Linked DNA regions of Mus musculus: region 1 is linked to region 2. Evidence: chromatin contacts called from ENCODE Hi-C or POLR2A ChIA-PET data. All regions are on one chromosome and are shown on one strand. The core of a region is the stretch at or near the end of the contact, and the rest is flanking DNA. Distances in the headings are between cores, read along the strand shown. Region 1 overlaps Fancc (Fanconi anemia, complementation group C). Region 2 overlaps Aopep (aminopeptidase O).

Region 1 (3,708 bases), core at 960-3,459, 270 kb after region 2:
AACTCTGAGTACGTACACACAACTATCTGCCCTCTGGACATTCTCCCTTGTTTGGTGACAGGATCCCAGTTTATCCAGAGGTAAGTCATAATTGATCTTTTCCAAGCCAGGCCTAAGGTTTGTGTGACCTGAAGCTTCCATAGGTAGGAGTAGGAAGGTCTGAATATAAAATTAAGTACAACTTTTTATTCAGAATGAAAAAGTAGAAAGTCCAGCTCCACTCCACTGTGAGCCCATCAGCAGGTGGGTAAAAGACGAATCCACTGCCAGTCAGTGTTTGCCCGGCAAAGCCTGGATGTGCAGATGCAAGAGAAAACCCAGGCCTTCATGACTTTATGCCACAACCCCCCTAGACAGCCTGAGTGCAGTCATCAAATGTCCTACTGTGAGAATTGAAGCTGATTTCACATGGGGCAAGGGTTCTCATAGCAGATGTGCAGGAGGGTCACAGCCCACACACTGCTCACTTGTATATATTCTCACTAGAAAACAACAGCCATGCCCGTCATCCCCACCCACAGCAAGTGCAGGAGGACAAGGACTCACTCTCAGTTTCCAAATCCTGTTTACTAGACATAGGGAAGCAGATGTGTTTTGCCTTTTGGGGGTTTAGAGGAGGAGGAAGGAATGACCCTTCTCTGGCCACCTCTCATTCCTTCCACTATAGTGGGTGCCTTGCAGCATTTCTGCACTGAGGAACAAAGGCCTCACTGAGCGACAGTCACCGGTGAGGCAGGTGCTCATCTGTACGGTACAGCCTCATCCACTACAGGGCTCATGTCTCCTGCTACTGGGCATCCCCCACACCTTCACTAGAGAGGGAAGGATAAAGAGAGTCAGCACACCAGCCAGTGCTAGCTCTTATGAATGGCTGGAACCTAACAGGCAGTCTGGGCCCTTCCCTTCATAATACTCATGGACCGCCGGGGCCAGGCAGTACAGCGTGGGAGGTGGTACACATCACTCCATCAGGCCAAGGCACGAATATGTTCAACCACTCTCACTTGTTCTTGCCTCAGAAACAGCATCTCATCCACTGAGGGAGCTTCACCGCAGGTGCCCACATTCTGTACTACCTGCTAGACCTGGGCTTGCAGCTCCTTTAGGAGGTCTCTGGCCAGTTTTCTCGAGGCTTCAACACAAAGATGTTGTGATCTGTACAAGGTCTGGTCAAGAAAACCAATAATCTCATGGATTACAGCATCCGTGTGGGCCATCTGCAGGAAGGGAAGAAAGGGAAGGTGGGGATACTGCCCACTACACTCAGCAGAAGGCTTCAGGGAAAGCACGGGTCACTTCTGCCTTGTTTACAAGGTCAATGTCAAATCATGCCTATCTGCAGGGGCCCCTTCCTGATGACCAGCCTCCCCCACAAGGCCCCAGAGCCACATACAAGCACTGTGGAGGCAGCAAGGTCTTCCCAGCACAGTGTCACAGCTTTGGGGTTATGTGCTGTGAGGAGCAAGGCAGCATCTGTGACTTGACTTTCTCTGCAAAGATTTCACACGAGCAGCCTTAAGCTTACATTCCTGGACTATCCACTTCCAGGGCAGCAGGCAGGGTGGTTAGTAATTTAACTTTCATCAGCCTTGGGACAGTTTTGCTTGTTGGCATCAGTACTTTTTTTCCCAAGAACCTCAGTTGAGATGACGGGGAGATTGAGACTGGTGTATATGATCTGCACATGTGCAGGACACTAACTGTGGAGGAAGACACACACTGGTTGTGTGTTGTGCACACAGAGCCTGCAGATTTAGTCCCAGCTCAGCTTCCTCTTGTCTCACCAGGCTTCTCTCTAGAGTGACCAGTGACCTTAGATTTGCCATGACTGTGACTTTGAGCTTTTGCTGGCCCATGGCCCAGGCAACCCTTCACTCCTGGCCTTCCAATCTCTGACTACCAGTAAAGTGAAACACAGATTGGGAGAGCTGCAATCACAATATTGCACACTGTAGTCATGCTGCTGAAGGTAATGGGGCTTGAGATGGCCTGGCAGCTTCTGCAGGCTCTGGGCATCTGACCCAGATGCATGGCGCTAGTGACCTTAGACCCAGACCCTGTCCTTCCTAAGTACCTTAAAGACTTCATGTATGTCTAGACCCTGTGTGCACAGACTGCTGCCCAGTCAAGGGCAGGTAGGCAGTCGCTACACAGCCTAACCTCAAATCTTTCCCAGGCCTGGGCTGTTGCAGTATGTGCAAGAGTCGAACCACAGTAAATGCAGAGCCCTCAGAGCTGATCTCACACTGCCGTCAACCTGATAGGAAGGACGTGGAACAGAGGATGAGGAGACTCACAAAAGTGCAGGGAGGGCAGGCAGGGTGGAGCAGGCTCCAGACACAAACTGGTGCTCTGCACCCAGCCTAGCCCCAGTGAGGAAGCAAGCATGTGGGCGGCAAGCGGGCAGAGAGGAAAAGGCCAGAGCAGGTGGTTACTGAGGACTATGGCAACTCAGAAAGCTAAAGCCAGAAAGAACCGCTCATGAGAGAACCAGCCGCCAACATCCCCCATCCCCCAGGCTCACACTGGGGAGTGCTAGGGTGGCAGGAGGTCCTAAGGAAGTGGGCTGCTGCCCACTCCAGTGCCCATCCAGATCTCCAAAGCTTGCTGCCGAGAGAGGCCAGACTACATTCTTGGAAGTGGCTCTATGCTAGCTCAGCGTTTACAGTCATGATCTGCCCTAAGGCCATGGTCCTCGGGTGGTGACACCCACAACTGCTCTTTCAGAAGTGCCTTTTTGCAAAAGGCTAAGCTGCATGTAGATAGATAACTTTCGCCATTGGCTGGGCGGGGGGCCAAAAGCCCAGCTACCTGAAGCCTGGGGCAAGCCTCCTCAAAAGGAAGGCTGTGTGTTAATGACAGTTTTCAGTATCTACAAGGACAGCACCTGGCAGTCTGATACAGGCCTAGATAGAGCACTCCTTGGAGGAAGCAGTGTGTGGCTTCCTCTGTACTCTAGGCAATTGATAGACTGAACCCTGTAACTGTGAGCTAGAATAAATCTCCTCCCCTGTTGCTTTTCTCAGGGTCCTTTTTCACATCAACACTACAGGAAATCCAAGAACCCGCACAAAGCCACTGTCCATGTAACATTAGCTGTTCACGCTGACTCCCGCCTAGGAAGAAGCTGACAGGCAGAGCTGCTGCAGCAGGCCTGGCAGAGAACTTGGGTGGCTGGTAAGCCCAAGGCATGTGGCTGAGATGTTTCCTGCTGATAATTCTGTTGTGTCCACATTGTGAACTGATCCCCAGTCAATCTCATTAACACACCTGTGACTGTGTACGCTATGTATGCAGAACCTTTAAGGTGTAACTGAGGAACTTTCAGGTGGAATTACTGAGTCAGGATCTACTCATAATACTTTGCAATATTTTGTCCAACATCCCCTGTACCCAACATGGCAGATGAAGGTATGATGAGGCAACATTTGTCTTGGTGACTGTCCCTCAGTGCCATGTTCTGCTTTACCATGTTGTTGAAGGCATGTGTTTTAGGACTGGACCATGCTCAGTAGATTTTTGAATATATTCTTTTTTTTTGGGGGGGGGGGTTGAGACAGGGTTTCTCTGTATAGCCCTGGCTGTCCTGGAACTCACTTTGTAGACCAGGCTGGCCTCGAACTCAGAAATCCGCCTGCCTCTGCCTCCCAAGTGCTGGGATTAAAGGTGTGCGCCACCACGCCTGGCTTCTGAATATATTCTTATGCT
Region 2 (4,159 bases), core at 206-2,705:
GCAGAAATGTTACCCATTGATCTATGCCAGTCTCTCCATCTCTACCTGCTATGCTTTGTGTTTAATAGGGCTCAGAAATGTATCTGTTGAATATGGTCTATGAAATCAAATGGAAGTAGCTCCTGGCAGAGGCATTTAAAACCACATAGTTAATGACAGAGGCAATACCATGTTCATAGCTTCCCCTATGAACATGGTTGCTGGTTTCTACCACACATGTTTAAAAAGAAGATCACTATGCTATCACTTTCCTCTAGTAATTTTTGTTTGTTTCTTCAAGATTTTATTTTTAAGTTGTGTTTACTTGAGTGTAGTGCTAGCAGAGGCCAGAAGAGGGCATCAGATCCTCTGGAGCTGGGGTTTTAGGTAGTTGTGAGCCCCTGGATGTGGGTGCTGGCAACCAACCTTGGCACCTCCAAGAGCAGTGTGTGCTCTTAGCTTCTGAGCTGTCACTCCAGCCCCCTGGCTTTACTTTTATAAATCTAATTTGGCATATTCCTACTCCTCAAATTAATGATTTTTTTTTAGGATCTTTGTCTGGTTCCCCCCCCCCCCATTTTTCAATTGTAAAGAGCATAAACGTTATTTCACTTTGGGCAAAATGCTATTCTCTGTCTGGACTGTACAATATGTCAGCTCTCTGACATTCTCTTCCGTATGACTGGGAAATTCCAGGAAAAATGACTAAGGAGCAAGACTCTCCCAGACAAAAAGCCAGCTTCCCCCACCCTATTTTGATGGCTCAAAATAAATAGCAGTGTTGAGAATGCTCCACATTCTCTCCATGTGAGAAGGCAGTAAATTAAAAAGCTTTAGGGGTGGCTATGATCAAGTAAGTACTTTGCCCACAAAAAGGAAATGCAAGGTAGAGTGTCCTAGTTTTGGAAGTAGAACCTCGGTACTGCATGCAGATGCTATGAAGAAGTGGGGTGGGCGTGCCTTAGAGTATACTTCACAGTGAACGTATTCCTTGTTTCCAGTAGACAGCTGCCCTCACATTGTGAGGGTTGTGTTTGGCTTTTCTATTGCTCATGTGGACTCAGATGATGTCTTACACTTTCCAGGGCTTTCATTCTGTGATTTGCTGTTCACTAGCTTGCTTGCCTCCTTGCTCTGCTTAGTATATACACAGAGTATGTTAGGATTTTTTTTTCTCTCTCTCTCAGACCACAGTGCTTCTGCCAGCATGTTTTATTTGCCCATTCTCACTGGTGTAAAATTTTTCTTGGATTAGACATACATGAATGTTTGCATGCAAGGCATTAATGTTTGTCTTGTGACCAACCATCTGGAAAGGTGGTATTCAGCCCACTGATGTCCTTTGTGTTTCAGGGGAGCTACTCATCTTCATTATGGTCATGTCTATCTAGGAGATCTGGTAGACTGGTGCCAGTGTTCCTTTAGGGAAGCCTTGAAACCATGGGATGCTCACAATCTACACAGCCCCTCTCGCTTCAGCAGGTGGCGCTCTTTTACCTTTGAAGGTTATTCTCTCCTAGTCGTCTGTGTCCAGGGCTATACTTCCTGCAAAGAGAGAGACCTGAGACCTCTGTGTAGGGTGGCATTGGCCTGTGAAGCCATTGTCTGGCCTGGTAAGGGAAAGCTGATGGGCATTGGCCCACCTGATGCCAGTTTCAGCCCTCGAACAATAGTGAGGAAGACTGATGTGGACAAGGCTTTGCCAGAGGGGCCAAAAGCTCATAAAGTAGGTCATGTAATTGCAGTGTCTCAGTTGTAACAGAAAGAATGCTGGGGTTTGCTGAAGTACCTGGGGATGGAGAAGGATACCATGAGGGGAAGAACAATGAAATGAGGAGCCTGCATTCCTTCCAGTGTGTACATAGTGCTTACACATGTTCCTGTGGTGTTCATATTTATATAATGTGGTTATCATATACTCATAAATGCACGTATTCCTATACAGCTTGCATTTGTAATGACCTTCCCAAAGCATTACTGCCATATGGAGTAATTTGGGCAGGGAGCTCTGAAGAAGGGATTGTGGCTAGAGAAATAGTCTTAAGATAGGAACTACATTGGATCTGAGAAGAGAAACATGATATGTCACATAAGAGCACACTGACATCACTGAGGGCTTCACTCTGTTGGTCTACCCGACAGCAGAAAGCTTCCAAGGTTACATGAGTGCTTCCAGTAGGAAAACTTTGTATGCCCTTTTAAATTTTCAGAGAAAACAACAATTTCTTTTTAAAATCTCATGTATCTGGCTGGCCTTAAACTGGTTTTTGTTTATTGATTTTTATTCTTGTTGTTATTTTTTAAATTAAGACAAGATCTCATGGTGATCAAGCTAGCCTCAAGCTTGCTATGCAGTCAATCATGAACTTGAATTTGTGTCCTACCTTTACCTCCCAGGTGCTCACATTGCAAATGTGTCCCACCATATCTTGTCTAAGCCGTGCATGGGATTTAACCAATTTAATTTCCCTGTACGCAAGGCAAGGACTCTGCCAATTTAACAACAACCTTTTGCCACTAACTCTTTAAATATCAGGCATTCTTGCCTGTGCAGAAATAGCTGTGTGTGATGGTTGCTGCCTTTGGAGTTTTAGTGATATACCAGGTATACAGGACTTGACTACCCACATTAGTTTACTATTGCTAATTGATATGACCAAAATGTGTCTACAGGACTTTGATTTTCTAATTTTTTCATTTTATAAAAATGCCCGTCTCAAATATTTAAGATTTTCACAAGTGTAAGATACAAAGTCACACTCACATCCCCTTGGTATCCGGCTGTCACCCACCGAGCTGAGGCTGACTCCTTGTCATCTTTGCCTCTCCTCACTTGTACCTTATTACCTCCTTATGAAGAGAGTCTCCAAAGCTGTTCTGAGGACAGTTTTCCAAGCAGTGAATGAAGCAGCACCTCAGGTGATGGTGTTAGCATTTCTAGGCTATGATGTACCTACTTTGAGAAGTGAATTCTAATTGTGGTGTATTTAGTGTGGTGGGCATCACACCCAGAGCTCTGTGCGTGCTGCCTGAGTACTCATAGTTGAGCTGCACCTAGAGCCAAACCCAACTTTTTAGATCATCTCTTTTGACTTGAAAATTAGTCCCTTTCAAGTCCTGTTATCCTTCCAAAAATCCAGTTATCTCTAAAGAAACTTTCAGTTCTGTTTTGAAGATGAAAATGTTTGAGTCTTATTGTAGCTGCTACCATGCTTGTAAGACAGATGTCTCATGGCACAACAGCCTTGTGAGATTATTGAAATAGGCCTCTAAATATGCTCTAATTTAAGAAAATGGTATTGGGGTATACAGTATAAAAAAGTTCTGATCTCTGTTTGAGGAGGGCTCATAAGCCCACAGTTAAAGAATCTGTGTGAAAGGGAGGACAAACTTGGCTGCTCAAGTCAGAGAACGAGAGCACTATTAATTCTGGGTGTCTCCAGAGCCCCCATCTCTGCTGCCTTGTTAATTAGTCCAGACCTGGCTATGAAGTCATCCAGGGGTATGACGGGCTTCTGGCTTCTACAGAGGAAAAACTTTGGGCTAATTTAAGTACAGTGTGTTCTCTTTGTTTTACAGCTGGTCCTGTGAGGGGGTTGGGTACAAGTGCAATGAATAAAAAAGAAAATGAAGGCATTCACTATCTATTTCATGGAGGACAGCTCACTGAAAGTAAACACCATTTAAATAGTCTCCAAATGGCCCATTCTATATGAAGTCATGCAGGATGCCCCCTTTGGGCTGTCGCTCTCCTTTAAATGGATCACTTTGTTTTCATTGCGTTTGAGTGCCATTCAACCTTAAACTCCAAATGTGGGCCTCATCAGGTCATGGTTTTAGGGCACATGTGGCAGCCATACCTTCAAGCATCCTGTTTCTGCCTCCAGAATAGTTATCCTGGATGGCTAGGAGAGGCAGCTGTAGAACAAAGTGGTTTAGATGATGACAGCCCAGTGACAATGACAGGGACAAACACTGTGGTCAGCACTGTGCCTCAAGACTTGTACCTGTTTATCCACTTTATTCCTCACATGATTCTGTGAGGTAGGCATTACGATTGTTCCTCTAGTACATACAAGGTATTCAGAGACACTAACATGCTCCAGCTAGCAGGTATGGAGCAGGAACTGGACTCTACCTGTTCAAAGTCAGCACTGACCCATGGTTTACTCTAAAGAAA

What was found. A loop is a pair of places that touch in the nucleus more often than their neighbours do. ChIA-PET counts read pairs that join two places held with the same protein, here RNA polymerase II (POLR2A).
Region 1: a loop to region 2 is called in a map of CH12.LX, with 4 times the contacts of the local background. The contact joins two enhancer-like sites. A Hi-C loop is called at or near these places in 9 of 37 maps with a recorded cell type or tissue (CH12.LX, CH12F3, Patski and 6 more). POLR2A ChIA-PET finds 5 or more read pairs at or near these places in 2 of 5 experiments (Patski and embryonic stem cell).

Annotation. Positions count from the first base shown.
Region 1 is chr13:63,311,587-63,315,294 of GRCm38, forward strand. It overlaps Fancc (Fanconi anemia, complementation group C), which reads right to left. Exons shown (of 15, transcript NM_007985.3): 15 at 1-1,217. The coding sequence ends at 1,080. It also overlaps a transcript of Aopep not described here. Among named protein-coding and RNA genes, the nearest start is that of Mir3074-1, 12 kb to the left of the region's middle. Within about 2 kb of position 2,210, at least 1 of the 3 ENCODE cell types and tissues checked has a DNase peak (open chromatin) inside an H3K27ac peak, as active enhancers do.
Region 2 is chr13:63,045,345-63,049,503 of GRCm38, forward strand. All of the region lies in intron 3 of Aopep (aminopeptidase O), which reads left to right. Among named protein-coding and RNA genes, the nearest start is that of Gm46422, 47 kb to the right of the region's middle. Within about 2 kb of position 1,456, at least 1 of the 3 ENCODE cell types and tissues checked has a DNase peak (open chromatin) inside an H3K27ac peak, as active enhancers do.